Regions from separate parts of the Mus musculus genome. Here region 1 is linked to region 2. Evidence: chromatin loops called from intact Hi-C (ENCODE). Cell type or tissue: left cerebral cortex. All regions are shown on one strand. Each heading gives the region's core, and the rest is flanking DNA. Links, peaks and the distances in the headings are about the cores only.

Evidence for each region. A loop is a pair of places that touch in the nucleus more often than their neighbours do. Peaks named below come from ENCODE experiments on the same cell type or tissue, not always from the same donor. Only the 100,000 strongest peaks of a DNase experiment are listed, where the experiment ranks them.
Region 1: a loop joins it to region 2, with 2.2 times the contacts of the local background. A loop is called at or near these places in 4 of 42 quality-filtered maps.

The regions. Positions count from the first base shown.
Region 1 is chrX:151,956,438-151,972,535 of GRCm38, reverse strand. No RefSeq gene overlaps it. Among named protein-coding and RNA genes, the nearest start is that of Hsd17b10, 37 kb to the left of the region's middle. In left cerebral cortex, for the core only: no CTCF peak of the experiment used is centred there; a DNase peak (open chromatin) is centred at 8,243.
Region 2 is chrX:152,141,645-152,157,742 of GRCm38, reverse strand. Iqsec2 (IQ motif and Sec7 domain 2) reads right to left here and starts at 13,475. Exons shown (of 15, transcript NM_001114664.2): 1 at 12,564-13,475. The coding sequence starts at 13,270. In left cerebral cortex, for the core only: a CTCF peak has its summit at 5,818 (motif pointing right); a DNase peak (open chromatin) is centred at 5,827.

The DNA of each region.
Region 1 (16,098 bases), core at 6,803-9,302, 190 kb after region 2:
AAGAGAATGTTCCTCATAGTCTCTGATGTTTGGAAACTTGATCCCCAGGTGGTAGCACTGTTTCTGTAGGTTTAAGAGATGTGGTCTTGTTGGGTGAGCTATGACCCTAGGGATATGCTTTGGGGTTTCAAAGCCAAGTGCCATTTCAAGTTCCCTCTCTCTGCTTCCACTGTGATTCAAGATGTGAGCCTTTAGTATCCTGCTCCAGCCTGGTGCTTGCTGCCATGGTGCCCCACCATGACAGACTCATTCCTCTGGGACCATAAGCTCCAATAAATTCTGTCTTCTATAACTTGCCTAGGTTGTAGTGCTTTGTCACAGCAATAGAAAAATAATTAATATAAAATAATAGGCAGTTTTATCCAAGGCATTATTGTAGAAGGGCTTATGAAGCAGCTCACAGAGTATGGGCTTTCTTCATCAACCACCCTCATCAGTTCAATGTATATCTAACCAGGACTTCTTTATGCAGCTACAAATAAGTATTACTAGATAATCCCTATTTCTTTCACAAATGTTATCATGTTTTTTTTTTTCCAAGAAGGCTCTTTTTGTCTTTTTTCTCAGTGAGTGAGATGAGAATCTTGCAGGGTTTGAGAAGTACCATGGTTTGGTTTATATTTAGAATTATTCTTCTCACCCCTCTACTGAGAATTGGCAGTGAAGGAGAACACAGTGGAAGCGTACAACCTCATTGGTATCCAGTGGAACCATCCAGTGAAGAGATTCTTGTTGGAACAGAGAAGGCAGTGAGAAGGTTTGGGTTTCTGAAGATATTTTAAGGCCATCTTATACAGATGAAAGATCGACTTCACAACAAAGCCTGATACTTATCTTCAAATATCTGACTAGGTGGTCTGTTAGAAAAACACAATTTGGGCTGGAAAGATGGCTCAGCAGTTAAGAGCACTGACTGCTCTTCCGAAAGTTTTGAGTTCAAACCCAGCAACCACGTGGTGGCTCACAACCATCCATAATGAGATCCGACGCCCTCTTCTGGTGTGTCTAAAGACAGCTTCAGTGTACTTACATATAATAGATAGATAGATAGATAGATAGATAGATAGATAGATAGATAGATAGATAAATCTATCCTTGGGTCAGAGCAAGCGGGGCCGAGCAGAGGTTCTGAGTTCAATTCCCAGCAACTACATGATGGCTCACAACTATCTGTACAGCTACAGTATACTCATATACATAAAAATAAATAAATAAATCTTTTTTTTTAAAAGAAAAACACAATTTTTGGTCCTCTGCCTTCATAGATGAAGTACTTAATTGGGTACTATTTTCATGTTAATTCATTATTTCTTTCTATAAAGCTATGACAGCTCTTCTAAGAATAAAATACTTTAATTTTTTGAGTTCATATATGCACACAATGTATTTCTATCAGATTCACCCCCACTTCTTCCCTGAACTCCTCCTAGATCCATCCCCAACTCGCTGTCTCCTCCTAACTTCATCTCCTCCTTTTAAAAAAATAACTTACTAGATCCAGTTTGTGCTGCCCATATACTCCTGTGGTGGTGGTGGTGGGGCAATCCACTGGAGTGGTTGGCTTGCCTTACCTTGGGCCACACCCTTACAAAACTCTGACTCTTCCTCCCCGAGAAGTTACTAACTCTCAATAACCCCTTAGTTCAGGATGGGTGTTCATGAGCTTCTCCCCACTTACATACAAGACTGTTCAGTGACTTACCTTGAACAGGTCTTATGTAGGCAGACACACCTGCTGTGACGTTGAGTGCAGTGGTCCTGTCATAGCCAGAAGACACTGTTTTACTTCAGTCCTCCTTGACCTCTGGCTCTTACGATCTTTCTACCTCCTATTCTGTGATGGTCCCTGAGCCTTGGAGGGAAGTGGAGTGATACAGATGACCAATTTGTGGCTGACAACCACACAGCACAGACACCTGCTCTTTGCACTTTGACCAGTTGTGAATTTCTGTGTAGCTGCCTCCATTGCACAAAACAAAAGAAAAACCTCCTCTGAGAGCTACACTAATCTATGAATATAGAAATATGAATTTAGAAGGCAGTTTGATGCTGTGTTCACTCTAGCAACATAATAGTAGTAGATTGATCCCCTGGGCCTACGACCTCCTCAGTCATGGATTTAGGCACAGACTTATAGTACCAGACATGTATTTCCTTCTGTGGACTAGGCCTTAAACCCAACCAGAAAGTTGCTGGCTACCCTCAAATATCTGTGCTGCCATTATACTCACAGGCATACCTTGACATACTGGTCATTATTGTTGTTCACAGAGTTCACAGCTGGATATGACTGTTGATGACTCCCCAGCCCCCAGTAGCCTACATAACACCTTTCAGTATATGAAAGCCATTAGGTAGGAAGCATCTGAGGCAGTACTAGCTGAGTTCTTCATATCCTCTGTCCAAAATTTGTAGTGTCTTCAGCAATAGGGTTTTATCATCAAGTTCTGGTGAACAATGATTGATCTGGAAGGCCAGCTCTACTGTGGGCAGTGCCAACCCTGGACTCCTGGGTTGTTTAAAAAAGCAAGCTGAATGATCCATGAAGAGTGAGTACCTGGGTTGTAAAGGTACTCCAAATTAATCTCAGTGTGCTATTTTGTATTTTTGGGCCAAAATGTTTGTCTTTCTGGATCTGGATTATTCTCCGGTTCCATCAATTTACCTGCAAATACATAATTTAATTATTCTTTACAGCTGAATAAAACTCTGTGTTGCATAGGTGGTGGACAATTAGACTGTTTCCATGGCTTAGCTGTGTGATTAGCTAAAAACAGGGATGAGCATGTGTCTCTGTGGTAGGAAATAGAGTCCTTTGGGCATCTGCCCAGGGGTGGTAGAGCTGGGTCATATAGCCAATCTATTTCCAGTTTTTTATCAGGGAACCACCACACTGATGTCCATAGCAGATGTATCATTTTGCACTCCCACCAACAGTGTATAAGGATTCTATTACCCACACACTCCTGAGCATCTGTTGTCTTTTATTAGCCTGCCATTTTGACGGGGGGTAATAGAAAATATCAATGTAGTTTTAATATGCATTTCTCTGATAGCTAAGGATATCAAACACTAGAGACATAACAAAAATCCATTAAGAAATTCAGACTTTACTATATGGAACACAAAAACCAGTAAACAAAAAAAAAGAAGAAAAAAAAAACAAGTTAAAAAAAAAACCAGTAAACACACAGACAGTGCTTGAAGAATCAGATGAAAGAGAGAATGAATGGTTTTGAAGATCAGGAAGATATGAAAAGACTTCTGGTTTCCATGTAGATATGTAAGGAACTAAAGAAAATGAACTTATCTTCTTCACAAAAAAAAGGAAAGAAAAAGAGAGAGGGGGGGAAGGAAGGAAGGAAGGAAGGGGGAGAGAGAGAGAAAGGAAGGAAGGAAGAAAGAAAGAAAGAAAGAAAGAAAGAAAGAAAGAAAGAAAGAAAGAAAGAAAGAAAGAAAGAAAAAGAAATGAGCAAAGAAATTTATGAGAACATGAATAAACTATCTGAGGTCAAACATCACAGGAAAGAGTCATGAAATATGGAGGGACTATGGGGACATACAAGACCAGAGCATTTGCCTAAATGAGGCTGAAGCCATTGGATGCTAGATGCAGTTACAGGAACAAGAATTTTGGGGGGCTGATGACAGGCTAGGAAGACAGTGGAGGGCATGTAGGGGCTGGTGTTAAGGGGAATGTATTAGTTGCTTTTCTGTTGTGGTGATAAAATATGTTGATCAAGGGCCTAGACAGATAGGTCAGAGATTAGAAGCACATGCAGAGAATCTGAGTCCAGTCCCCAGCACCCACATGGTGGCTTACAACTGTCTGCAACTCCAGTTCCAGGAGATCTGGTGCCTTTTTCTGACCTCTGTAGGTATCAAGCACACATGTTGTGCATATACATACATGCAGGCACAACACTTACTACACATAAAATAAATTAATATAAAAATATAAAACACTATGACCAAAGCAGCCTATAGAAAAAAGAGGGTTTTTTTGTTTGTTTGGTTTTTGGTTTTTGGTTTTGTTTTGTTTTGTTTTGTTTTTCTGGTGGTGGTGGTGGTGTGTGTGTGTGGGGGTGGTGGTGGTAGTGATTAAGTTCCAGAGAGATAAGAGTCTATTACAATAGGGAGACATGGCACCAAATAGTAGGCATGGTAACAAGAACAAGGAGCTAAGTGCTCAAATCTCAACTACAAGAGTGAAGTAGAGAGAGTGACCTGGGAGTGGCTTGGGGCTTTTAACTCTCAAAGTCTACCTCTGATGATATACTTCGTCCAACAAGGCCTCGCCCAAACCTCTCCAAACAGTGTTACCAACTGGGGTCCAAGGGTTCAAATATCTGAGCACATGGGCATCATTCTCATCCAAACCACTACAGGGACTTATAAGTATATCACCAGACATTCACAAAGTCTGGAGAAGGCCTACTCTCTGGCTTGAGGGGGAAAACAGCAACCATGTCACAGAAACCACCTAGACTATTCCCCATCCATGACAGAAGGCTGGAATTACAAGGGGAAATGTAAGACTTTGGGTCTCTTTTAAAATTTTAATTTATGTATTATGTTTACAGATTTATGTATACCTTGGCATGTGTGTGGTGGTCAAAGGACAGCACATGATTCTCTCTTTCAACCATGTGGTCCTGTGGATCAGATTTGGTGGCTGTAGTCTCCCCTCCCCCAGTCTGAAACCTGCTTGGTCAGGAGTGGAGCTTGCCGCTCAATCGTTTTGCCACGCCCACTGCTGGAGCTTGCCACTTTGCTGTTCCGAAGCCATCACGTGTTCACCTGCAACCTTACTCCAAGATTATTTGGTGGAAATCGGGCCCCTCCCACTCCTTCATAACGGAGTGTTGGAAAAGTAAAATTGAACCTTGAGCAGAGCCTTGTCTTGGTTCTGTCTTTATCTCGCTGCCTAGCCCCTCTGCTCTTCCAGGTTTCCAAAATGCCTTTCCAGGCTAGAACCCAGACCTGTGATCTGCTGGCGGGACACAACAGGTGGCAAGCACCTTAATCCTGAGTCATCTTACCTCCACCACCACCACTTCACCCCACCTCTTTTTTTAAAAGACTTTGGGACTCACTGTGTTTCCAGGTTGCCTTTGAGCATCTGGGCTCAGGGGAATCAACTGCCTCTCATTCTTGATTAGCTGGAACTATTGCCATTTGTCACATTTCAGGACTATTGGAAGGGCTGTGCAAGTCTGTGAATTGTTTGGTGTTCTACTTCTCAGTAGTATGAGAATCTTGATCACTTTGGGTTTATGTTTTCAAAGAGTGAAGTGTGAGATATTTGGGAGTTGCTGACCCATAAGTGTCCTTAAGTGTTTGGAAGCCTGTGTCAGAGGATGTTAGCTCACTGAATTTTTTTTTCTCTGTTTTAGGCTATCAATTCCATGAACCAACCATCACAGCATCAGATTACATGAGGCTGGGGTCACAGTTGTGAGCTGCCTGATATGGGTGCTGGGGACCAAACTCAGATCCTTTAGAAGAAGAGAAGCACTCTTAATTGCTGAGTCATTTCTTTAGCCCCCCCCCCCCAACCTCCAAATTAATTTTTAAGTGTCTCTTTTAAGGGTGGCAAATGTGTAAGTCATTTTGAGAGTCCTTATTCCAAGTTGTGAAGTCTCAAAGGCAAACGAGAGAGCATTTCATAATATAGTGACTGGCTCACTCCATTTCCTCTTACTGTAACAAGCTATCAAGAACTGGGTAATTTACAAAGAATAGCTTATTTGTCTCATGATTTTAGGATATAGGAAGTTCAAGAGCATGAGACCAGCATCTGTTAAACACCCTGTGAGGGCCTTCCTGCTATATCATGACATGGCTACGGATATCACATGGCAAGAAAAACCAATATGCTAGTTTGGGTCTCTCTTCCTCCTCTGAGAAAACCATGAATGCCATCATGGGGACCCACTCTCTCATGACTTCATCCAATTAGAATTACCTCCTAAGGGTCCCACCTCAAAATGCGTGAATTTGGGAATTAAGTCTTCAATCATTATCTTTTTCTTTTTTTTTAAGATGGTACTGAGCTATCTCAGTACTCTTAAGATAGCTCTTGCTACCTCATAAAAGCTCTATTTGGAGATAGACATTACCATTCTCCATCTTTGCTTTCTGTTTTCATTCCTGCTAATTCCCAGCTTCAGGTCATCTCAATGGAAAGAAGCTACTCCATTGCCCAGGATCTGCCCCATCAGTCCAAGAACCCAGGCCACAGAATGGTATTACTCACATTTAGCGTGGGTCTTCACACCTCAATTACCTTAATCTAGATAATCCTTACAGACATACATAGACTCTAACCAAGCCTTACAGGGATGCTCAGAGGCTCATTTTCTAGATGACCCCAGGTCATTTAAAGATGACATTCAATATTAGCTATCACAACTGTATTTCATTATGACATTTTCATACATTTCCTTTTCTTGACCCCCATTCACTCCTGTTGGTCTTCTTCCTCTTTTTAATCATTCTTTCTACTTTCATGGGTTTTTTTCTTTTCTTCTCTTCCTCCTCCTCCTCCTCCTCCTCCTCCTCCTCCTCCTCCTTCTTCTTCTTCTTCTTCTTCTTCTTCTTCTTCTTTTTTTGGTGGTGGTGGTGGTGACCCACTGACTTTCACTAGGTTTCACTGGTTTGTTAAAACTAGGGCATGGATATGAATTTCTTATAGGAGTATGGGCACCTTACCAATAGCTAAACCATTAAGAAAATGTCTCTCCCTCCCCCATCTACCATTAACTACATATAAAGCCTTGGATAAGGGGTGGGATGTTATCCCCTTCTGTGACCAAATGTTGATAGGCCCAATCTTATGAAGACCTTGTACAGATGTCCACAGGTGCTGTTCGTCCAACAGCCATATCATGCCTAGAAATCAGCAATCCACACTTCTTTCTGTTTCTCCAGCTCTCACACTCTTTGTGTCTAAGTTAGCATTTCTATTGCTGTGGCAAAACACCAGGACCAAAAGCAACTTGGGAAGAAAAGAGTGTATTTCAGCCTACACGTCCACATTACATTCCATCACTGAGAAGTCAGGACAGGCACTCACACAGGGCAGGAACCTAGAGGCAGGAACTGAAGCAGCGGCCGTGGAGGGGTGCTGCTTAGTGACTTGCTTCTATAGTTTACTCAGCCTGCTTTTTATAGAACCCAACACTATCTGCCCAGGGGTGGCACCACCTACAACGGTCTAGGTCATCCCATATCAATAACTAAAATTAGGAAAATGTCCTACCGTCCAATCTTATGGAAGCATTTTCTCAATTGAGAGCACCTTTACCAAATGACTCTAGGTTATGTCAAGTTGACATAAAATTAGCCAGGACACTGTTCCTCCTTTGATGTTTCTCTGAGTCTTAGAAAGGGTGATACCTCATTTATAGCTGGGCATCCAGGAGCCATTTACTTTCAGTACTTTGACTAGTTATGAATCTCTGCAGTCACTACTGACCAGCGCAAAAAGAAACTTCTCTGATAAAACTGACAGCATCACTAATCTACAGGCATAGACACAGTTATTTAAAAGATGATTGGCAGGCACATCATGTTCATTTAGCAAAGTAACAGCAATAGCTTCTGCCACACTAGGGCCTTTGACCCTCACCCCCACCCTAGCCATGGGCTTTTGAATAGGCTTTCAGTCTTAGACATGAATTCTTTCCTATGGAGCCAATCCCAGCAATAGGGTCTTACTATCTAGTTCTGGTGGACAACCAACAAGAATAGCAATTATTTATGTTGTTTTGGAGGCCTCAGGAGCCTCCCTAACAACTCATAAGAAAGAGCCTACCATTGGCACTGGGATTTTTGTTAAATACTCTATAGCTTTGGGGAGTAGCTTTATCCACCCATACAAGGGCACTTCTGCTCAAACTCTTTCTAAACATTTTTATTTCTTAATTAGCTTATCAAGTATGAGATTCCTTTGTGGTTGATTTAAACAGCATTAGCTTTGATTACCATCCCCCCACTCTACCCACTCCCCCTTGCTTGAGCCTTCCCACTCCCAGTACCTTGCTTTCCACTTTCATATCACATGTGTTCCACTACTCCCTCTTAGAGAATATTTTTCTCCACTCATGGGCTCCTTTACAGTTTTCAGGGCTCTATACACACCCACTCCTACATAAATGCACGTATCAAAGTCAAAAGCTAGGATCTACATATAAGAGAGAACATGTGGTGTTTGTCTTTCTGAGCTTGAATTACCTCACTTAATATAATCTTTCCCATCTGTTTTCCTCCAAACTTCATTTTACTTTATGGTTCAATAAGATTATGTTGTGGGCTGGGGATGTGGCTCAGTTGATAAAGATCTTGCCTATCATGCATGAAGCTCTGGGTTTGATCTCCACCATCACATAAAACCAGGGGTGATGACACTTGCCTGTAACCCCAGCACTTGAGAGGTAGAGGTAGATGGGTCAAAAGTTCATGATCATCCTAACTACATATTGACATAATGAGTTTCAGACCAACCTGGGCTATGCAAGACCATGCCTCAAAAAAATTCCATTATGTATATATACCTCATTTTCATTGGTTGGCTCCATATTCTTGCTAATTAATATAAATAGAGCAGGGGTAAGCATAGATGGGCAAGTATCTTAGGGTCCATGCCCAGAAGTGGTATAGCTGGGTCATATAGAATGTCTATTTTTTGGCTTTTGGAGAAAATTCCATGCTGGTTTCCCTGATAGCTCTACCAGTTTACAAGTTGGCAGCATAGTTGTGGGTTCCTCTATGCCCACACCCTCACTAGCATTTGTTTTCTTGGTGTTGGCCATTCTGACTGGAGTGAGAATGGGTCTCAGAGTAGTTTTAACTTGTATTGTCCTGATAACTACGGATACTGAGCGCTTAAAAAAAAAAAACCTATTGATCTTTTGTGTTTCTTCTGAGAACTCTGTGTTCAGTTCTTCAGTCTAAACTGTTTTCCTTATAGTGTTGAGATCTTTGGTGAAGAGGTCACGTGTTGTGGTAGCATGCATATGTAATTCTAGTACTTTAGAGTGATAGGATTGGGAGTTCAAGATCACTGTCAGCCTGAGCTATGTGAGATCCCGTCTCAAAAGTAAAACAGTAAACAAAAATTCTTTGGTGAAGGGTCTTTCCATCTATTGTTTTTCTGTTGTCAGTATTTTATCTAAGTTCAATATGTGGAGATGATTAAAGTCCTAAAACATCTTCAAAATAGTTGGTCCCACCAAGCTGGAAGCTTCCTCACTGCCAGCTATCTTTTATGGTGGCATAAGGTGCTATGCAGGTTGCTGGGGAGACAGTGTTGCCCAGCTATGAGCCATTACATACTAATATCAACCTGCCAGGCAAGATGCTCCCACATGTGCAATAGTGGCACTACTGCTATAAATTAGATTTGAGATCTACGCTGTAGGCAGAAATCCATGCCTGGCTCGATGGTTAGAAGCATGTACTACTCTTGTCGAGAATATAAGTTCCCAGCACTCATGTCAGGCTGTTCACAACTATGTGTAATTTAAGCTCCAGGAGGATCCCATGAACCTCATACACACACAAACACACAGGCAGGCAGGCAGAAAGACAGACACACAGGTATAGACACATATACAGAGACACACACACAGTCGGGGGAGGGAGAGGGAGAGGGACATCCATGGAGACACACATATACATAATAAAAAATAAAGTGAACCATAGCTGGGAAGTGGGGGCACATACCTTAAATCCCAGCACTCAGGAGGCAGAGACAGGCAGGTATCCAACTTAGAGGCCAGTATGCTCTACAGACTTAGTTCCAGGACAACAAGGGATACACAGATAAACTCTGTTTTGTTTTGTTTTAAAACCTAAATAAATAAATAAAATAAAATCTTAAAAAATAGAGTAGAGATCTGGCTATAAGAGGGACCTTAATATTGTTCTCTAGGTAAATGGACATAGTAGAAAACTGCCTTCTAAATATTTTTATATTCTAAATATGTTTGTATTCATAGGTAAGTGCTACTCTGAGTTTTAATCACAGAAGCCTTTTCCCAGTGAATGGCTGTGAATAAAGAGACTCGTGGCATAGGGAACATTGCAGAAGAGGAGTCAGAAAAAAAATGTAAGAGCCAGAAGATATAGAGAAGCAGTACAAAATGGCGTCTTGTGGGCAAGACCCAGGTATTTGAGATCACAAGTTCACAGCAATTGCAGATGACTGTAGGCATGAATGGAGGAGAGACTCGATGGAATATTATCTCACACTGCTGACCTATTTGTTGATAAATTCAGGGAGAGGGATAGTCACTCCATTCAGTTGTGTATCCACTGATGACCCCACCAGGCTCCAAAAGACAGTTTCAATCCAATGGCCACACAGATGGTCCTGGTTAAACTAAAGGAGTCACTAAACTAAATTCAAAGTCATGAATCTGGGGAAAGGACCGGCAGAGATGGGAAGGGGAATAATAGGAATGAGAGGGAAGTGAGAGGATTGAGAGAAGGTAATCAGAATGCATGAGCAGAGAAAAACAGTTGGTTCCGATATAAATTGCAGGCTATAAATGCTAATTCCATGTGTCAGCTTGCCTTAATCATAAGAGGTGCTCCCTATTCCTGCTACCTCGAGACCTTACTTTACAGGAATGAATTCTTCCACCAGAGACAGAGCATTCCATTGCCCTACTAGTGAAAAATGGTACCCAGCCACTTTGGGTTCCTTGTGCTCGAGTTAATAGGCAAGGAAAGAAATTATGGTGTGTGCTGGAGTGGCTGATCTGATCACTAAAGGGAGATAAGGAAATGTATTCTGGAATACAGGGGATCACTCAGAGAATTTCTGAGTGTTTCCACAACTTTGACTAAGGTCAATGGAAAACTACAACAGCTTAATCCAGACAGGACTACCAATGGCTCACGCCCTTCAGAAATGAAGGTAAAGAACTGTGGGCAGTTGAAAGGATGAGTAGAAAATGGAAGGTAATTATGAATACTACATATAACCAAGAACTTAGTTATAATCATTATTTCCTCCTTATTGTGATGTGTATTTATTATCTATGCATCAAGTATCTTTGTTTTCTTCCCTCTCTTATCCTTATCATTACCATTAGCTGTATTAATTTTATATCAATATTTGTTATTGGATTTAAGAATATAAAATAGGGGCTGGAGATATGGGTCAGTGATTAGAGAGCACTGGCTGCTCTTCCAGAGGACCTGGATTTAGTTCCCAGCAACCACATGGCAACTGAAATCTATAAGCCAGGGCATCTGACCCCCTCATGCACATGGTGCACAGACATGCACGCATGCAAAACATTTCTGAACATAAAATGTATTTAAACTATGTTTTATAAAAAGAAGAGAAAACAATTGAGAACCTTCCCTTTTTATAACAGAATAGTTACAACATGATAAAAGATATTGACCAAAAGCATCTTGGGAAGAAAAAGGAAGACAGGGCAGGATTTCATGCAGGAACCTAGAAGAAGGAACTAAAGCAGAGGCCATGGAGGAACACTGCTTACTGGCTTGCTCCTTTGCTCATCTTCAGCTACCTTGATTAGACAGCCCAGGATCTGGGCCTCCTATATCAATTAGCAATCAAGAGAATGCCCCACAGATCACTTTGATAGAGGTTCTCTCTGCCCAGGTAGATGATCAAGATTAGCCATCACAAGTGGTTAGGTCATTACTGTTCTTGTCCTTTTTGGTGGGTAGTAGAAATTATGGCCTTATTATGTAGCACAAACTTGTCTCAGACTCTATTCTTCTGCTTTAGTTTCCCAAGTGCTAGGATTACAGGTGTGCACAACCACACCCATTTTATTTTATTTTTTATTTTTTGAGATTAGGTTTCGCTGTGTAACCCTGGATGTCTTAGAACTCTGTGTGTAGACCAGGCTAGTCTCAAACTCACAGAGATCTGCTTGTTTCTGACTCCTGTGTGCTGCTACTATCTGGTGCAACTAATTGTTATTAACTTCATTTTTTTTGAAGATTACATACTGGTTTAAGGTGATGTGTATGGGTGTCAAGTTGTTAATAGACAGGCTTGTTTGGTTAGCTTTGTGTATTAACTTGATTGGTCAAGCATTGTTTTTAGTGTTATGGTAATAGACACTATTAAATGGAGTGCTGGGATGAGAATACTGGTTAACTTAGCACATTGCAATCCCTAATGGGTGAACCTCATTTGATCAACCAGTTGAAGGTCTGACTAGAAGAAAAAGATGATCCCTTCTCAAAATGCAGGATACTTGAATACTTCAATTGGGACATTGTTTTTCATGCCTTTGGACTCACACTGAAACATTAGCTCTTCCTAGAACTCAAGCTTGTCATTTTGTGGCTAGGACTTACATCCATGGTTCTCTGGGGTCCCAGACCTTCAAATGTAAGTTTCCAGTTCTCTGACTCACTCTCTTAGGGCTTTCTTCCCATTAATTGTGGTAGCTAATTTCTTATAACCTTTCTCCCATTCTCTGTCTCCATGGGTCTCTCTCTCTCTCTCTCTCTCTCTCTCTCTCTCTCTCTCTCTCTCCCTCCCCAAATGGCCCTAAATTTATGATGTCCCAATTTACTCCTTTTCCACTATGATATGAAAGGAATATGCTCTCAGTAGAAATTTTACTTGGAATTTTAAATTTTGACCTTTTTTTGGGTTAGCAATATGCAGTATAATCTTTCTCATGCTAGGTATTAGTGAGTTAGCTGTAGCTTCCAGTCAGCCATGTAATTGTGAGGGGAAATAATGTTCTAAGCTACTGTAATACTAAGCTGTGACATTTAGTAGGTGAGGTACATTAAATGCCTCTTGACCTATGATATTTTCAAGTGATTCTGGATTTGCTAGGATGTAACCCCTGTAAGTTAGGAAGTATGTATTTACATGCCTATATTCATTCTGTTTGTCTGGAGAACTCTGGTTAATACAAAAGGTGAGCTGAGCTAGGAGGAGGAGAGTTGTAACCTTCAATGAATAAAACGAAGGGGCTGATGATATTGTTAATCATAAGGCCTACAATATAACTGTGGGAATTTGTGGCAGATGCAGAGTAATACAATATTAGTAGAGAGGCAAACAATTAGAATGTGGACTTTGAATCTATAATCAGTTAAATCATCAAACACTCTGGACAATGGGACTGGAGAGATGGCTCTCTTGATAAAGTACCTGCCACCGAAGCATGGGGACCTGAGTCTGGACCCCTAGCTCTCACTATAAGCTGAGCATGGCCTCCATGAGCCCAGTGCTGGGGGTTGAGAGATAAAGATAGGAGGATCTGTGGAGCTGATTGGCCAGTCATCCTAGCCAATCAGTGAGTTCCAGTTCCAGTGAGAGATCCTGTCTCAAAAAGATGGAGAGCAATCAAGGAAAGCACCTGATATCAGCCCTATCTTTTTTTTTTTTTAAGATTTATTTATTTATTATATGTAAGTACACTGTAGCTGTCTTCAGACACGCCAGAAGAGGGCATCAGATCTCATTACAGATGGTTGTGAGCCACCATGTGGTTGCTGGGATTTGAACTCTGGACCTTTGGAAGAGCAGTCGGGTGCTCTTACCCACTGAGCCATCTCACCAAGCACCTGATATCAATGTGTGTTTTTTCTATGTGTACACATGCAATAAACACACACACACACACACACACACACACACACACACACACACACACATGAAAACATATACACACAGGAGCACATGCATTTTTTAAAAAAAGCCTGAACATGGGAACTCAAGAATAAAATACTCAAAAGGAGGAGTCTGAATGGTAGGAGTAATCAAGAGGTTTTGTCTGGAGCTGGAGAGATGGCTCAGTGGTTAAGAGCACTGACTGCTCTTCCAGAGATCCTAAGTTCAATTCCCAGCAACCACATGGTGGCCCACAATGGAATCCGACACCCTCTTCTGGTATGTCTTGAGACAATGACAGTGTACTTACATTAAAAAAAAAATCTTAAAGAAAAAAAAGAGGTTTTGGGGGCTGGAAAGATGGCTCAGCAGTTAAGAGCACTGACTGCTCTTCCAGAGGTCCTGAGTTCAAACCCAGCAACCACATGGTGGTTCACAACCATCTGTAATGAGATCTGACGCCCTCTTCTGGTATATCTGAAGACAGCAACAGTGTCCTCATGTATAATAATAAATAAGTCTTTGGGCTGGAGCAAGGAGGGACAGAGCGAGCAGAGTTGACCGGAGTTAGCAGAGGTCCTAAAAATTCAATTCTCAGCAACCACATGAAGGCTCACAACCATTTGTACAGCTACAGTGTACTCACATACATAAAATAAATAAATACTTAAAAAAAAAAGAGGTCAGGAAATTAGTCTGAACAGGTGAGAGGGTGCGCCAGAGAACCGGACAGCCTCTGGGACAGGCGGAAGCACAGAGCCGCTGAGGCAGCACCCTTGGCGGGCCGCAGACAGCCGGCCACCGTCCGGACCAGAGGACAGGCTCGGGAGGCGGCCTCAGCCTCAGCAGCAGCGGTCGCCATCCTGGTTCCAGGACTCCCTGGAACTTAGGAATTTAGTCTGCACAGGTGAGAGTCTGCACCACAGAAGCTGACAGCTTCTGGGAACTGCCAAAGCAACACAGCTTCTGAGAAAGGCCCTGTTTTGGGCCTTCTTCTTCGACCAGGAGGAGGTCCAAAAACAAGATATCTGCGCACCTTTCCTGCAAGAGAGCTTGCCAGTAGAGAGTGCTCTGAGCACTGAAACTCAGAGGAGAGAATCTGTCTCCCAGGTCTGCTGATAGACGGTAACAGAATCACCAGAAGAACAATCTCTAAACAGAGTCAACTATAACTACTAACTCCAGAGATTACCAGATGGCGAAAGGTAAACATAGGAATCCTACTAACAGGAACCAAGACCACTCACCATCATCAGAACCCAGCACTCCCACTTCGCCCAGTCCAGGGCACCCCAACACACCCGAAAACCTAGACCTAGATTTAAAAGCATATCTCATGATGATGGTAGAGGACATCAAGAAGGACTTTAATAAATCACTTAAAGAAATACAGGAGAACACTGCTAAAGAGTTACAAGTCCTTAAAGAAAAACAGGAAAACACAATCAAACAGGTAGAAGTCCTTACAGAAAAAGAGGAAAAAACATACAAACAGGTGATGGAAATGAACAAAACCATACTAGACCTAAAAAGGGAAGTAGACACAATAAAGAAAACTCAAAGTGAGGCAACACTGGAGATAGAAATCCTAGGAAAGAAATCTGGAACCATAGATTTGAGCATCAGCAACAGAATACAAGAGATGGAAGAGAGAATCTCAGGTGCAGAAGATTCCATAGAGAACATCGGCACAACAATCAAAGAAAATGGAAAATGCAAAAAGATCCTAACTCAAAATATCCAGGAAATCCAGGACACAATGAGAAGACCAAACCTACGCATAATAGGAGTGGATGAGAATGAAGATTTTCAACTCAAAGGACCAGCAAACATCTTCAACAAAATTATTGAAGAAAACTTCCCAAATATAAAGAAAGAGATACCTATGAACATACAAGAAGCCTACAGAACTCCAAATAGACTGGACCAGAAAAGAAATTCCTCCCGACACATAATAATCAGAACAACAAATGCACTAAATAAAGATAGAATACTAAAAGCAGTAAGGGAAAAAGGTCAAGTAACATACAAAGGCAGGCCTATCAGAATTACACCAGATTTTTCACCAGAGACTATGAAAGCCAGAAGAGCCTGAACAGATGTTATACAGACACTAAGAGAAACTCTCAATTACCATAGATGGAGAAACCAAAGTATTCCACGACAAAACCAAATTCACACATTATCTCTCCACGAATCCAGCCCTTCAAAGGATAATAACAGAAAAAAAAACAATACAAGAATGGGAACAACGCCCTAGAAAAAACAAGAAGGTAATTCCTCAACAAACCTAAAAGAAGACAGCCACAAGAACAGAATGCCAACTTTAACAACAAAAATAACAGGAAGCAACAATTACTTTTCCTTAATATCTCTTAACATCAATGGTCTCAACTCCCCAATAAAAAGACATAGACTAACAAACTGGCTACACAAACAAGACCCAACATTTTGCTGCTTACAGG
Region 2 (16,098 bases), core at 4,589-7,088:
GACTCAGAATACAAGCTGCCTGGCATTCTCGCAAAGGCAAAATGTCACAGGGCTCCTGGAGAAAGGAACTAAGCTATGAGAAATGGATTAGAGTGTCTAGTGACATTTTAGTGGCCTCAAATAAACTGCTTTTCATTTTGGCTTTTGAAAGACATCCATTATAACAATCAGCTCCCTGTTGAATCACTGAGCAAAACCAGCGAATGGACAAGCGATTCTGGAGATACAAAGAATAAGAGTTTATATGAAGTCATTCACAGTCTGCAAGGCAGAAAATAGGAGAGAAAAGGTACGTGGCCTAGCAAATCAATCTAGTATGTCCAACTTCCAACATTCTAGAAAAAGAAAACCAAAAAGATGAAATGGAGGAAGCTGACAAAGAAAGAATGCAACAAATAAGTGCATGTTGAAGAAGAAGAAGAAGAAGAAGAAGAAGAAGAAGAAGAAGAAGAAGAAGAAGAAGAAGAAAGAGAGAGAGAGAACAATATAATAATAAAAAAGAGAAATGAAGTTACTACCAGAAAAGCTAAATGACCAACTGACCATATCCAGTGGTGCATGGGAGCGCCTATGTATACTATCCTGGCTCCCCCCCCCCTTAGCCTCCCAAGAGCTGAGATTACAGCCATATGCCATTGTGCCCGACAAGACATGGGCTTTTTATTCTACAACTCCTTGAGTGTCATTTAAAAGTGTGTGTGTATGCTACATGATCTAACTTATACGTAGAAGCTAAAACAAAAAAGTTAATCTCACAGAAATACAGAACAGAATAATGTTTACCAAGACTGAAAAGGGTGAGAAGGGAATGGAGGGAAGATGATTCCTGGGTACAGAGGTGCTAGCAGACAGAAGGAATACCTTTTATCGTCCTATAGTGCAGTAGTATAACAATGGTTGACAAAAACTACTGGAATATTTCAAATTAGCTAGTAGAGAGGGTTTTTAATGTTCCCAATACAAAGAGACATAAATGTTTGAGTACAGTTTAATAAGCACCCTGACTTGATGATCACATATTATATACATATATTAAAATGCCACACTGTATGTAATAAACATATATAATTACTATGTCAGTTAGAAATAAAAAAATAATATTGAATATATACACTGCTTTGATTTGTGCTCACTTTGTTTCTCTTGTTTTTGAGATAAGGTCTTGATAGTGTTGGCCAGGTTAGTCTTGAAATTCTGCGCTCAAGTAATCCTCCTGCCTCAGCCTCCCAGCTGAGCTGGGTGCCACCTTGATTGGCTGGAATGCTTTTTAAAATTCTAAAATCAAGTCCCTTTCCTTTTCTGGGATCTCTGTCTTTCATACTGTACATACCAAGCACAGACAGTGATAACTCTCCTGATATGAGGTTCTGGTCTCCAGTGTTTGCTTCTGTTTAGGGAAGAAGCAAGAGAGGTGGGCACAGGACTGGATACTCTAAACCATCGGTTTCTCAACTTGGGAGTCCTGATGTCCCTTTCACATGAGTTGCCTAAGACCATCAGAAAACATAGATATTTACATTATGATTCACAATAGTAGAAAAATACAGTTATGAAGTAGCAATGAAAATACTGTTATGGCTGGGGGTCACCACAACATGAGGAACTGCATTAAAGGGTCACAGCGTTAGGGAGGTTGAGAACCACTGCTCTAAACTAATACTTTGGCTCCCTACAGCCATCTATACTGATGCCTTTTCAACCAGCTCAGCCTGCACCACCCTCTTCAAACATCACCATTACCATTCCAAACCCCATCCAGCCTTCCATTTACTAAACTATTTACATCCAGCAATTATTTATACCTGCTGGAGTCATGAAGGATTTAAGGTTACTTATTCCAAGAGCACAGATAAGGGCAGACCAGAAATTGAACCAAACAATAAGAAGGTGTGAGAGACAGAGAGAGACACACAGAGAGAGAGACAGAGAGACAGAGATAGAGAGACAGAGAGAGAGATCAAAACAGATGTTGTTCAAGCTATATTTCAAGTCAACTGGTGGCTGAGGCAGAAAGGAAGACACAATGAACATCCCAACAGCCCCATATTAGCAAGGATAAAATATACAATTTTCAGGAAAGCAAAGCTTGGCCTAGTCCTGGATCCAGAAAGAGAATGAAAATGATTGTTTATTGAGCACATACAAGCATCTGACATTGCAATTCAAATGATCTCAGTTAACGCTGAGCAGTGGGCGTTGTTATTCTATTTTAAAGACCAGGAAATAAAAGTTTATAAAACAGAAAATGGTTTCACTGAGGTCATCTAGCACACTGAAGCAGATTCATATTCAGACACAAGTCTGTCTTTCTCAAAAGTACAGCCCTCCTTTATATGAAAGTTGAAACAGGGAGGAGGGGAGGTGTCCAAGCCTGGCTATCAAGGCAGAAATTGCGTCCGAGCTGCCTCAGATACACCAAACAAATCCTAGCAAGACAAAATCCAGCAGCAAGAAGTTTGGTCCTAAGGAGCCAAAATGGAGCAGAAGGCCAGTCTACCATTCAAGCTTCATCCCCAACAAGTCACCTAGTCTCTTGGCGTCCTAGCTTTCCTCTTTCTTTCATTTGGGTTTTCTATAAGTAGAACACAAAACAATTCCACCTTCCTAAGATTTTAGAGCAGGAAACAGCACATTAGAGGGAAGCTGCTCTGAACATTGGCATTAATACTAGAGAGACTCTTGCAGTCAGGACCGCTCTCCCCTGCTCACACCTCTCCCCTGCTCACACCTCGCATGGCCCTAAACAGTCTTTTGTCTCTTCTGTTCTCAGTCTTCTCACCTGCAAAGTAAATCTCCTTTAGCCTCATACTTCTGGCCCTTCCAGCTCCAACACCTGACATTTACAACCCTGCTGATCATGAATGATTGCCATCTCTCTGAGCTCCGGCAGCGAGCTCTGTTCCCTTCTGTGATGGTATGTGAAGAATTTAGTGTCATTTCTATTCTCTCTCTGGCACCCAAGTGAGCAGGTCTTTTTTTTTTTCCTTTTAATGAGATCTACTATCTTAACAAATTGTTTTCTTTTTAAAATTAGTTTCATTGGGCTGGTTTTTTCTTCCTTCCTTTCTTATTTTTATCTACAGGGCTTTGGCTGTCCTGGAACTTGAGATTCACCTCCCTCTGCCTCTCCAGTACTGGGACTAAAGGCTCATTATATAATATTCACATGTGGACTCTTGTCCTTTGCTCATATTCATGCCCCCAATGCGCTCTCTTACATTTCTCTCCTCCCTTCACTGGTGCCCTTCTTCCCTGCAAATAGTCCCATTTTTGCTTTCATGTTACATATAATTGTGTATGCACGTGTGTGTGTGTGTGTGTGTGTGTGTGTGTGTGTGTGTGTCTGTCTGTCTCTGTGTGTGTGTTGTGTGTGGGCATGCCTGAGGTTGATGTTGAGTGTCTTCCGAATCAGCTCTTCACCTTATCCTTGAGATAGGATCTCTCACAGAACTTGGAACTCACTGACTGGTTAGACTGACTAGCTGACAAGATTCATGAATCCTCCTACAGGGAGGAGGGGGGGTGTCTCCACATCCCAGCGCTGGGATGACAGGGGTGCACCAAAACACCCAGCTTTTTAGTGGGTGCTGGGAATCCTATCTCAGATCCTCACAATTGCACAACAAGCATTTTATCCACTATGCCATCTCCCTAGCCCACATATATCTATATCTATATCTATATCTATATCTATATCTATATCTATATCTATATCTATATCTATATCTATATCTATATCTATATCTATATCTATATATTAATGCAGTTTCTGCATATGAGAAAAACATACAAAATGGTCTTTCTGTGTCTGGCTTATTTTGCTTAGCATGATTTCCAGTTCTATTCATTTTTTCTTATAAATGACACTACTTATTTCTTTTTAGGGGTAAATAAAACTGCACTGTTTATATATACACATTTTCTTGATTTATCTGTTAATAGGCATCTGCACTGCTTCCATATCTTGGCTTTTGTGAATAGGAGTGCAGATCTTACCATCTCTCATCTAGATTGTTATATGACTTCTTCACTAGATGTTTTCAAGTCTATCTTATGACCTGCACTTCTAGGGAGATTGTTCCAAAATGTGACTTTCAATATACTGTGCAACAGACACCTCTCTCCCTAGCTTAAAACTCTAAATTTCTTATGTCCTCATGATTTGGGATGACCAATGCTCCAAGGTCTCCTCCTTTTTGATAAAGCTCCCTGTCTCTCAGGTGCTGCTCTAGTTTGCTTTGACTGATAAATGTCTTGCTTCTCTTTGCACTTATTTCATGGATGGATATACATGGATGGAAGGCTGTTCCCCCTTCCTTAACGTCTCATTTGGCCCCAATTCCCAGCAACCTACGTGTAGTCCTCTTTTACCTAGACAACTCCAACTTGTCCTCTGAGCCTCCATTCAGAGACCACCTCCTGTAGGAAGCCTTCCCTGATGTGTCTGGGCAGCCACCAATCCTTACGGTACTTCCTGTCCGTCCCTCTGGCAATATCACATTGAATACCACTGTATTTGTATCTGTTTCCACAACTGCTTTCTTCACCCTGAGCCCAGAACCATGCAGTGCAAATACACCAAAGCCCACTTGTTAAGGGCACAAGGTGCCACATGCACCAGACACACAAATATTCACTTCGTTAACCTCTCTCTTAGAATTGTGGGGAGTGCTTACATGGCCTCTTACTCCTTCCCCTCACATAGCACAGAGCTTTACAAAACTATCGTTAGTAATGATGTTTATCAATAAACAAACATGTACTGTGTGCTGTGATTGGCTTTGTCATATTCAATTTTTCACAAGCACAGCTGAATTGCGTTACTCAAGAAGTGGCTAACACAGCAGATGTGCAGTTGTGTGAGGTGCCAGTTAGGTACATCACATCATATATAACAACAGCAATTTTTTTCCAATGCTGGGAATAAACTGAGCTCTACCCTAAAGAGAAAATAACTAATTTATTTACAATTCTTCCTCATGGCAAATGTTTATTATTCTTCAGGGAATACAACAGAAAGTGAGCCCAGGCCCTTACACATAGTAAGGACTACACCATAATCTCTAATGACAGTAATTCTAACATGATTATATAGAAGAAAACCTTGGCTTGGGTGGAGGTTTAAGAGAAAATGACCCCCATAGACCCATAGTGATCTATTAGGGCACTATTAGGAGGTGTAGCCTTGTTGGAGTACTTGGCTTTGTTGAAGGAGGTGCGTCACTAGGGATCAGGCTTTGAGGTCTCAGAAGCTCAAGCCAGTTCTCTTTCTGCTGCCTTCAGATCAAGGTGTAGAACTATTGGCTCTTTCAGCACCAAGTCTGCTTGCATGATGCCATGCTTCCTGCCATGACAATAATGGACTAACCTTCTGAAACTATAAGCAAGCCTCGATTAAATGCTTTCCTTTATAAGAGTTGCTGTGGTCATGGTGTCTCTTCACAGCAATAGAGACCCTACGACAATTTGATTCAGGTGAGTGTAATACACTGTAACCTGAGATCCAGTAGGAAATCATAAGACCTGGATATACAGTCATACTAACCTTTTAAGAAAGCACAAGAACCATACAACTGCACTCTTATTTCCATGCGCCAACAAAAAAAATAAATGAAACTTATAGTCTAAAAAAGATCACATAATGCCACATAAATGCATCTTCTATGAGTGAAGGGTACCTCTCGGGTGATGGTGGTGGTTCATTTACATCTAAAGCATGAGAGGAACAATCCCAATCAGTCATATAACTGGCCTAGCCATCTTTGTTTTGGCTAAGATATGATAGGACTGTTTTCACGGTGTTTGTCGCATTTCGCCTCTAGGGGGCAGGGAAGTATCATCTATTCTTGTCTAGCCTTAGCCGATCCCCACCAAGGAGGAAATAAGGCATCTCTTCACCTTTCTTCCCTGTGACACTGGCTCCTGCCAGGGAAGGAACCAAAAAGGCCAAGTCTATTCCCACCCCAAGATGCTGTGCGTGGCCTTGGTTATCTTCTCAATAAAGACTGGATGGAAACAAAAAGGGGAAAAGAAATGGAAAAATTTATAAATCAACAACTTGTAACCAGACTTGGGTGAACTGCATACAGGTCCTGTACAGGACTGCCTGGTTCACTCAAGGGAGAGGATTTTGTTCCAAGGATCAAGAATGTCGCATGACACAGACATGGCATGCTAAGGAGATACAATGATGAGCAGTTGGTCTGTATATTTTTGTTTGGTTGGTTGGTTTTTGGGTTTTGGGTTTTTTGGTTTTTCGAGACAGAGTTTCTCTGTGTAGCCCTGGCTGTCCTGGAACTCACTCTGTAGACCAGGCTGGCCTCGAACTCAAAAATCTGCCTGCCTCTGTCTCCCAAGTGCTGGGACTAAAGGTGTGCGCCACCACGCCCGGCAGCCTGTATATCTTTAAAAGTCTCATCCAATCCTGCTTCTCTGTCACTATATGAATTGGGAGACCACTGGGTGTAAAAGGCAGGAAAGTCATAAGCCAAATGCCTCCAGGGAGCAAGTGGAAAAGGCCAAGAGAATTTTGAAGTTGACATTTCTCTCAAAAGGAGTCCAGAATAAAGAAAAACTGAGGTACTGGGCCATTAGCTCACCAGGACTTAATTAGACATTCATGTGTTTACTCAGAATTGACTGGGCAGCTATGTGTTATGCAAAGTACTTCCAAGTTCTTCGGCCCTTTGTTATGCCCCCTGCACCAAGCACAGAATCCAATACAAAACTTGTACTCAATACATGTCAGTTAAGTCACAGGGTTTCCCAACCTTCCTGATGCTGGGGCCCTTTAATACAGCTCCTCATGTTGCAGTGACCCCCAACCATAAGATTATTTTGTTGCTACTTCATAACTGTAATTTTGCTACTGTTATGAATTGTGATGTAAATATCTGATATGCAGGATAGCTGATATGCAACTCCCAAAGGAGTTGCAACCCACAGATTGAGAACTGCTGTTTTAGAGGCTAGTAGGAGGCACAAGATGTGAACAACTACGGAGGTATTGTAAAAAGCTAGACCTGGGGCTAGAGAGATGGTTCAGTGGTTAATAGCATTAGTTGCTCTTACAGAGGACCCAGGTTTAATTTCCAGCACCCACAATCTGTAACTGCAGTCCCAGGGGATCTGATGCCCTCTTCTGGTCTCTACAAGCAGAGAATGCACACTGAGCACAGATGTGCAGGCAAAACTTCCCTATACATAAAGTTAAAAAAAAAAAGGTTAAAAAGAAGATAAAAAGGATAATCTGCTCATTGCAAACGCCAAGGATAAACTGAGCATTAAGAACAACCAATAAGGGCTGGTGAAATGGCTCAATGGTTAAGAGCACTGACTGTTCTTCCGAAGGTCCTGTGTTCAAATCCCAGCAACCACATGATGGCTCACAACTATCTGTAATGGGATCCAATGGACTCTTCTGGTATGTCTGAGGACAGCTACAGTGTACTTACATATAATAAAAAATAAATAAATCTTTAAAAAAAATGAAGAAGGACCAACAAGGGCTTGGGAGATGGCTCAATAATTAAAAGTACTTTTCGTTCTTCTAGAAGACCCAGGTTTGATTCTCAGCAACTCACATGGCAGCTAACAGTTTCAGTTCAGGGAATCTAGTGCCCTCTTTTGGCCTCCATGGGCACATATGTGGTACACATACATACATGCAAGCAAAAAAAAAAGCCACAGACACAAAATAGAATTTTTTTTAACAAATTAAGGACCACCAAATAAACACAGGAGAGGTGTGAAGAGGTGTTAGCTAATTCAACCTTAAAAATTCAACCAAAGATGAGGGAACAGCATTAGTCAAATCACAGAGACCTGAGTGAGCTGATGATGGCAGCACAAGGCTAACTCAAGTCTGGACTGAGGACAAGGGACTCACAAAAATGAGAGAAGGGGAATCTGTGGACAGAAACAGAAAGACAATGAAAAACATAGGAGCCAGACTGAAGACATGGCTTGGCTCCAGCTATTCAGAGGCTTAACAGAAATACATGGTGGCAACAATCAGGAGGTAATTGTAAGAGGGAACCTCTGTCGGAGGAAAGCCGGAGTCGTGACTATGGTCCATGTCTCTAAACCCCTCTTCTGGCAGGGAACAGTGCATTGAACGATTGAGAGCCATACAATTCTAGGTCTCATCAGCAGGTTCCTTTACAGCTCCTCTCTGATTCCTCATTTCCTCATCTGAGGATAGCAGTAACACCCACCTGGCAAGGGGTTTGTGACAATGAGATAAGACATGGGGCTGCCTGATGGGTAAGAATGTCAAGAATGCTACAGGCTCTGGAGCCCAGCCTGGGTTCCTACTAGCTCTTTTGTAGTCCTGCCACGTATTCACTTAGGGACCTTGGCTGTGTTACCTGAAGTTTCTAGACCTCAGCTTCTTCATCCGTAAAATGGAGTTAATAACAATTTACATAAAGGGATGCATGTGAAGACAGAAGGAATGATTCCATGGGAAGCACATAGAAGGCAGTGTCCAGCACACAGTAAATGCACTAAAAAAAATGTTAGCTATTATTACATAAAGCTGCATAGGATAGTGCCTACCACCCAGAAAGCTGAGACTCAATATGAACAGGGCCTCTTCACCATGCTCCAGGCTTTTACTCTGCCCCCAGCAAATTCAGAGGCCATAGTAGGTAGGTGGACAGAGAAAGAACAGGCAGCGAACGTCAATTGAACACCAAGGGACTGTGCACTTCTTCAAAGCACCTTCCTCTACTGCCCAGGTCCTCAAACAGTGGCCTGGCTCACTTTGGTCCCTCTATCCTCTGAGGAACCCCACCCTTTCGGTTCACTTTGTCCTCTGTACTGTCTATGGCCTGACTAAGCCCGAAACCCTGTCTTCCTGGCTGGTGGGAAGAGGGCTCTGCAAGTGCCAAGAGCATGGTGTTTGCTAAGCCTGGTGGCCCCTCCTGCTCTGTGAACACAGCCAAGAAATATTTGTGGATGACAACAACCCCATTCTTGCCCCAGATCCAGACAGAGAAAGCAAGACTCCCAATTCTCCTTAAACTTAACGTTATCATTTTCTCCCATACCAGCATAATGCTCACAACACGGCAGAGGGGACAATAAATAGTTTCCCTCCTAAAAGGAAAGAGAGACACCCTAGAAAAAGAATCCAGCACGCCAAAGGGGACAGACTTCCCCCAGAGCCTCACCCTGGGATTGCTCTCACGTATTCATTTTCTCAGTAGCCTGGGCCCCTATGGGGAGCATGCTGACAACCCAGCACACGCACATGATGATAGTTCAGCAGTGAAATGGTAGGACTATGCATCGCCCTGGGTGCCAAGAACACCACGCTGGCGTTCTCTAGGTTCAGTATCTAAATGTGAGCTAGCTTGCACAGGGGGGTGGGGTGGGGAGGAGGGAGCAGAGGATAGACAGTTACCACTATACTGGCTTCAACCCACCACTGCATACAGCAGAGATAAAAGCTAGGCCCATGCAGAAAATGTAGGAACAGAGCTCTCTTGGGCACAGGGCACTCAGCAGTGAGTCCTAGCCTCTAGAAATCATTCTATGTGCCAGAACTGTAGTGTGTTGGGGGTGGGGTGGGGGGGGAACCAAGCTTAACAACCAAAAAAAAGATCTCTTTTTAAATCATGGCAGGAGGTGAGAGCTCCACATAAAAAGATCTGAGTATTAGTCAGGATCAACAACTAGTAAGCAAACAACTAAATCCTCATGTAGCAGTGACCAGAAGGAGGTAGGGACTCATGTTGCTTTCTGTCACACTAGGAAGGCCACACCCAGAGCCTGGCAGCAGAGATTCTGGCATTCTGGAACCTGTCCAGAAGAGCAGTAGGGAAGGATGTGGGAGTCCTGGGTAAATGATCCGAATAAGGATGGGTGATGCCCAAAGCAAAGAAGGCCCAGTTCACAGGAACGGGAGCATGTTGTGTTAGTAGCATGACCTCTGATGGACATCACTTCTCAGAGCCCTGGGTTTCTTATGCTGTGACATGATGGTAATGACAGATGCACAAAGGGTTGTTGGGAGAACTGAGTCTGGGGCAGAACAGGCTCCCAACAAGCTACATCTTGACCCAGGCCCTAGTCTTCCTAGTCTGTCCACCAGAGGGAGCCTGGGGCCCAACAGAGCCCAGCCTGTACCAGCTCTGCCTGTCCTCCCCCAATGCTGCAGCCTCAGCTGCTGAACTCCCACCCTGCCTGCCCGCGCTTCCAACAGCAGCCTTCTCACCCACTCCTTACAAACCCAGAACAGGCCTAGCAGGGGAGTCGCTTGCAGCAGCATTGGTTACAGCAATGGCTACAGGTTCTCCTGACACCGGGCAAGGAGGAAGGTGGGAAAGAGGAAGACAGCTGTCTTTTCTTCTCATCAACTCCTCCACTCATTCCAGACCCATCTCTTCTAGTTCAAAACCTGGAGATACCTAAGGCTCTTTTGGCTTTTCCCAGTTCAGTACCTCAGCAGGTCCTGAGGCCAAGACTCCTAGGAGTAGTTAAGCTGTAGGGAACAAATAACATGCCTTTAAGACAGGCAGACTTAGATTCTAGTCGCAGCTCCATTAGCAAATAGTAGCATAACCTTGAATAAGGCCCCTTCATCTTGAAGCCTCAGTTTCTCCCTCTCTAAAATGGAGTTGCTGATGCTCACTGAGTGGGCTGGGCTGTGAAGTCCAAAGGAAGCAATCATAGATAGGCAAGCAGTTAATATGTGGTTGAGAGAAACCCAAAGTGTTATTTAAACCTCTTTATTAGCCAGTAGGAAATGTGATGCAAGGGATTCCAACAAGCAACCTGGAAAGTGTACAAAAAGAAGGAAGGAGTCAGAAGCAGGCCCGCAAGGATGGCAGAAGGGCAAATGGGCTTCCAGCCAGCCAAGAAAATCAGACCTGATGTCTGCAGGGTAGAGAATCTGAGAGCAATGGAATTCGGAAATTGAGAAAGATTCAGGTCTTTTCATTGGGCTTAATGCTCAAATCAGGAACTATATGCTTCCTCCAGCTCTCTCAGACCCCCTTTAGACTTCAACTGGACCACTCAGGCCAGCCACCACCCCCATCCCTTGAGGCAATGTACTGCATCACAACTGGCTAGGTTGAAAAGTTCTCTTGATTTTATCTCAGATGTTCCCTCTGTTCCTGGATCTGCCCCCTGGAGCCATACATATTGAGGTTGCTCCCTCCATCACAGGCCTGACCCCTCTAGAGAAGTCTGCAACCAGGCTCAAGGACCACAATGCCCCATCCAGTCTTTCTCTGCCCCCCATTCTGGGGCTGTCCTTCTACCTCAACACTCAGCTGAGGGTGCACTGCAGTGGAGCCCAGCCAAGCCCTCAAGCTGCAGCTGCTGCTCCTGGGGCCCAGCCATCTCAACCCAGCACCCCAGCCTGCTGCCTCACCATGGGGGAGTTGCAGAGAGCTGTCTCCCGGCAGATTTCCTGAGGCAGAAGGCTTCCCCACCCCCAGCCCAGCCTCCAAGAGACACTCCACTAGTTGTGGCACATGGTAGGACCAGCTGAGCAGTGAGAGGAGGGGGAAGCCTGTCCATTTGCTAAAGGACTTCAGACTTGCTCTTTGGTGTGGTTGGGTTAGTAACATACCCATTGAATCTCAGTTGGCAGTCCCTGGCTTTAAAAAAAATATCTAGGGGAAATCATAGACTGGCAAAAGAAGGGACTCAGTCAAGGTCACAAAGCCAATCTGCAACAGAGCTGGAAGGGGACGCCAGTTCTCCCATCTCCCAATTCAATGTTCTTTTCAGTATAGCAGTAAAGCAATAGGAGGGCCTTTAGGGCATCCCTGTGAGCCTTCGTGCCCTTGACTCACAGCCTAATACATTTATCCCAATCAGCACACAATGGGATCTACATAGGAAAAGTAGATCCTGTCCATGTCCCATCAACTCAGAAAATATTCCTAACCTGTCTCAGACACATGTACAAACCCCAGCACAGGTCTGAAGCTGATCCAACAGATGGGAGATCTATGGACTTCCCTTCCTGGTAGGGCTCTTTAAATGGGTGTTGTTTTTCTTGAAGGGTGGAGACCAGCTGGACTTTGAGAAACTAACCAAGGGCCTAGCCTCCATCTTTGCTCCCCCATCTTTGCCACCATCACCCCCCCTCCCCATGCCAAGATGTGCTGCAGTTCCATTCTGGTCCCCACCTGCCTCGAGACGAGATCACCCCCCCCCAAAAAAAAAAGGTGTGTAGGAGTGTTTCTCTCTTTAGGGGGCTTGAGTTGATACCACCTCTGTCTAAAAATTATTTAATCCATCCTCTGGAAAGGATACAGCTAGGGGCTGAAGAAGTGGAGGGAGGTAGTGGGAATTGCTTTAGTCTCTAACTGGCTTTGGTTCTACAGGGAAAAGAAGCCCGCACTCGTCTGACCAAACCAATGTGTGGTGGCTAGGGAAAGCATGTCAGCCGGTTGAGGAGAACCTTCTCCCGATTGGGACAGGCGAAGCAGGAAATGGGATCAGGCATGGGCTTCATATACTTTATCTGCCAGCTAAGTTGGAGAGGGATCTAGAGGGAAAGGAATGGGTGGGGTGGGGGCCGCAAACACATTCCTTACTTTCTCTGGAGGGTTGTAGCCGGGCTGGTGCTGGTACTGGTGCTGTGACCTCCGCCAGCGCCAGGACTGGAGCTTCTGGATGCGCCACGACTCAACTGGCCCCGCTCCCGCGGTGGCCGCTGCCCCACGCCCACCGCCGCGGAATAGCCGGCTTCCTTCTCGCGGCCCGGGTGCGCTGGCCCAGCCTCCCTCCCGCCACGCTCGCGACCCAGGGCTGGGTTCTCATGGTGCAGGTGGCATTGGGCCACGTCGCGCTCGCGGGCTGTGTAACCGGTAGTGTCCTGAAGTTGATAGGAGGCTTCTCGCTCCTTATCCCGATAGATAGCTTCCCGGTTCTGGTAAGCGCCATCCCGGTTCGGGTAGCCCACGTCCCGGGACGCCTGGTGGAACTGGCTCTCCCGCAGCTCGCGGTGGTGGAACTGGGTCTCACGCAGGTTCTGGTACTGGCTTTCGCGGCCAGGACTATCCCGTGCGCCAAGGGGGTCCCGGTGCAGTTCCCCACGGTGCAGCTGGCTCTCCTCCCGCAGGTCGCGGTTCTCCTGGGTGAGCTGGTCCAACTGGCCCTCCAGCTCTTCTATGCGCCGCCGCTGGGTCTCCAACAGCTGCTGCTGACTCTCGATGATGTTGTTCAGCTCCAGCAGGTACTCCACCGCCCGGTTGGGGCTCTCAGATCCCGGGCCACCCGGAGGACCGGACCCCGCCTCCATCCTGGCGGCCCAGGGACAGGGGAACGGGCAGGAGAGCCCAGTCCCCGCTCGCTCACGGCGCCACCCTCCCCCGGGCCCAGCCGGGGGAGGGGGCCGGCGGGACGCGAGGGCGCGCACCGGGCTCGGGGGCCCGGGGGCCCTAGGGGGCCCGGGAGACAGCGCTGGGGCCGGCGGCACGGGGCGCAGGAGCTAAGGCTACCGCCGCCGCCGCCGCCGCCGCCACCACCACCGCCACCGCCACCGCCAGGGCTCGGAAGGACGCGGCCCACGGCGCTCCGCCCGCTGCGGAGTCACTGCGCAGCGCGGCCGCGCGGGACCGCCCCGGCCGCCGGCCCGCCCCCCGCCCCTGCCCCCACCCAGCTCTCCCGACCCGCCCCCGCGCGCCCCACCTGCAGTCGCCACCAACACCCTAGCTGGACCAGCCCCAAAGCACTGGCACCTCAGCTGGATGCCAGCCTTAGCTCAGCCTGCAGGAGATATCTCCATTCCAACTGTCCTGGGGTCTTCACCTAACAGCCTAATGAAGTCCTCCAACCTATTCTAATATGCACTGGCCCAACAGGCCCAAGACCCAAGCCGTCAAAACACCCAGCCCAGGCAGTCTCCAGACTCAGTCAACTCAGACTTCCAACCCCTCAGTCGGCCAACCCCACTCAGTATCCCATTCCTTATCCCAGCTGGCTTCTTGTTTTAGATGATCTCCTTCCAGCTCCATGACAATCTCTTGATTTTTCATTACAACTAGTCAGTCTATAGACCATTACTCCATCTCAGTACTTCTGCGTTTCTCTAGCCTTGTGATCCTCCAGCCCACCCAGTCTGTAGTTCCATATCCCAGACAGTCCCTGGAATTCAACTACTACTACTACTACCACCACCACCACCACCACCACCACCACCACCACTAACCCCCCCCCCCATACACACACACACATGTAACTCTTCAGGCATTTACCTTCAGCCCGCCAACCTCTAAATTCTTCATCCAAATCAATGCTCAGATTTCCAATCCTATCCGACCCCAGGATTCCCTATATTAGCCCGTTACTGGGTCTTTTGACCAAGGAAGGCCTTTTTGACAAGGGTCTTTTTTTGATCATTGATGATCATTTCCAACAAGCCCCAGGACTCCCCATTAGAGTCAGACTTGATGTCAAAACATCTTTCTTCAACCGTCATTTTCTAATCCCCATGGAAATGGCATCTTCTTTCATTCCACCATTGCCAATCAGTGAAGTTTTATCTTTTCATTAAGACCTGAATCAAATTCTCAGCATGGGTTTATAATACCTGTGCTTGTAAGGTTAAAGCAGGAAGACTGCTAGTATTTAGAGGCCAACCTGAACTAAGTAATGAGTTCCACACAATCCTTAGCTACAGTGTGGGATGCTATCTCAAAAAACCAAAATAACAATAGAAAGTTAGGAGCTGGAGAGATGGTTCAGAAATTAAGAGCACTAATTGCTCTTCCGAAGAACCTGGGTTCAATTTCAAGCACCCACGTGACAACTCAAACTGTAACTCCTGCTCAAGAAGGATTTTAAACACTCTTCTGGCCTTCAAGGGTGCCAGGCACTCATGTGATGCACAGACATAAATACAGGCAAAACACCCTTGCACATGAAGGGGAAGAAGGAAGAGGGAAAGAAGTAAGGAGAAAAGGAGGAGGACAAGGTGGAAGCCTTAAGTCAAATGCCTCTTTTTGAGTCCATCCCTGATTTTCCCAGTGATAAATGTTCTGTGCTTCTGTAGAGATCCTAAAGAGATTGGACAGAAACAGCAGAGTGAAATGAAAGGTGCTGAGAAGGCTGTGACTAACCAAGGAGAAAGCTCAAGAACAATGGGGATAGCCAGCTTTCTAACATAGGTTTGGGTCCAGAATGATTACAAGGCATGAAAAATGCCTTCTGAGCTGATGCAGAAGTTCTCTAGTGTGCTTAGCTAGCCACTGAGTACTGGACTTCATTTAGTTCCCACTGCTCAGGACTGCCTTGATAGAAACAGCTACAAAATGATGTTCTTAAGCTATCCTTCCATGGGCAGAAAATAAAATGGAAAAACATCACTTTCTTTGTAAAAATTTATTTTATTATTATTATTACTATATTATCATTATTAGTGTGTGTGTGTGTGTGTGTGTGTGTGTGTGTGTGTGTGCGTGTGTGTATGTGTAAAAGTGTATGCTACATATCAACATCGGATCCCCTGGAGCTGGAGTTACAGGTGGCTGTGAGCCACCTGATGTGGTTGCTGGGAACTGAACTTGGGTCCTCTGGAAGAGCAGCAAGTGCTCTTAACCTCTGAGCCCCTAAATATCAGTTCCTTTCTTTTTTCTTTTTTTTTAGATTTATTTATTTTATGTATATGAGTATGCTGTAGCTGAACAGATGGTTGTAAGCCTTCATGTGGTTGTTGGGAATTGAATTTTTAGGACCTCTGCTTGCTCTGATCAACCCTGCTCGCTCTGGCCCAAAGATTTATTTATTATTATACATAAGTACACTGTAGCTGTTTTCAGATGTGCCAGAAGAGGGCATCAGATCTCACTATGGATGGTTGTGAGCCACCATGTGGTTGCTGGGATTTGAACTCAGGACCTTTGGAAGAGCATCCAGTGCTGAGCCATCACACCAGCCCTAAATATCAGTTTCATAAACATACATAGTAAGATACCACATCCTCTATAAAGGCAAAAATCAAAGGGATTTACAATTTTAAAAAATGTTAGCACAAATGTGGAGATATTGGAACTCTCATTCATTGCCAACAGGAATGTAAAATGGAGCTGTCCCTTTGTAAAGCAGTCTGTCTATTACTTAAAAGGTTAA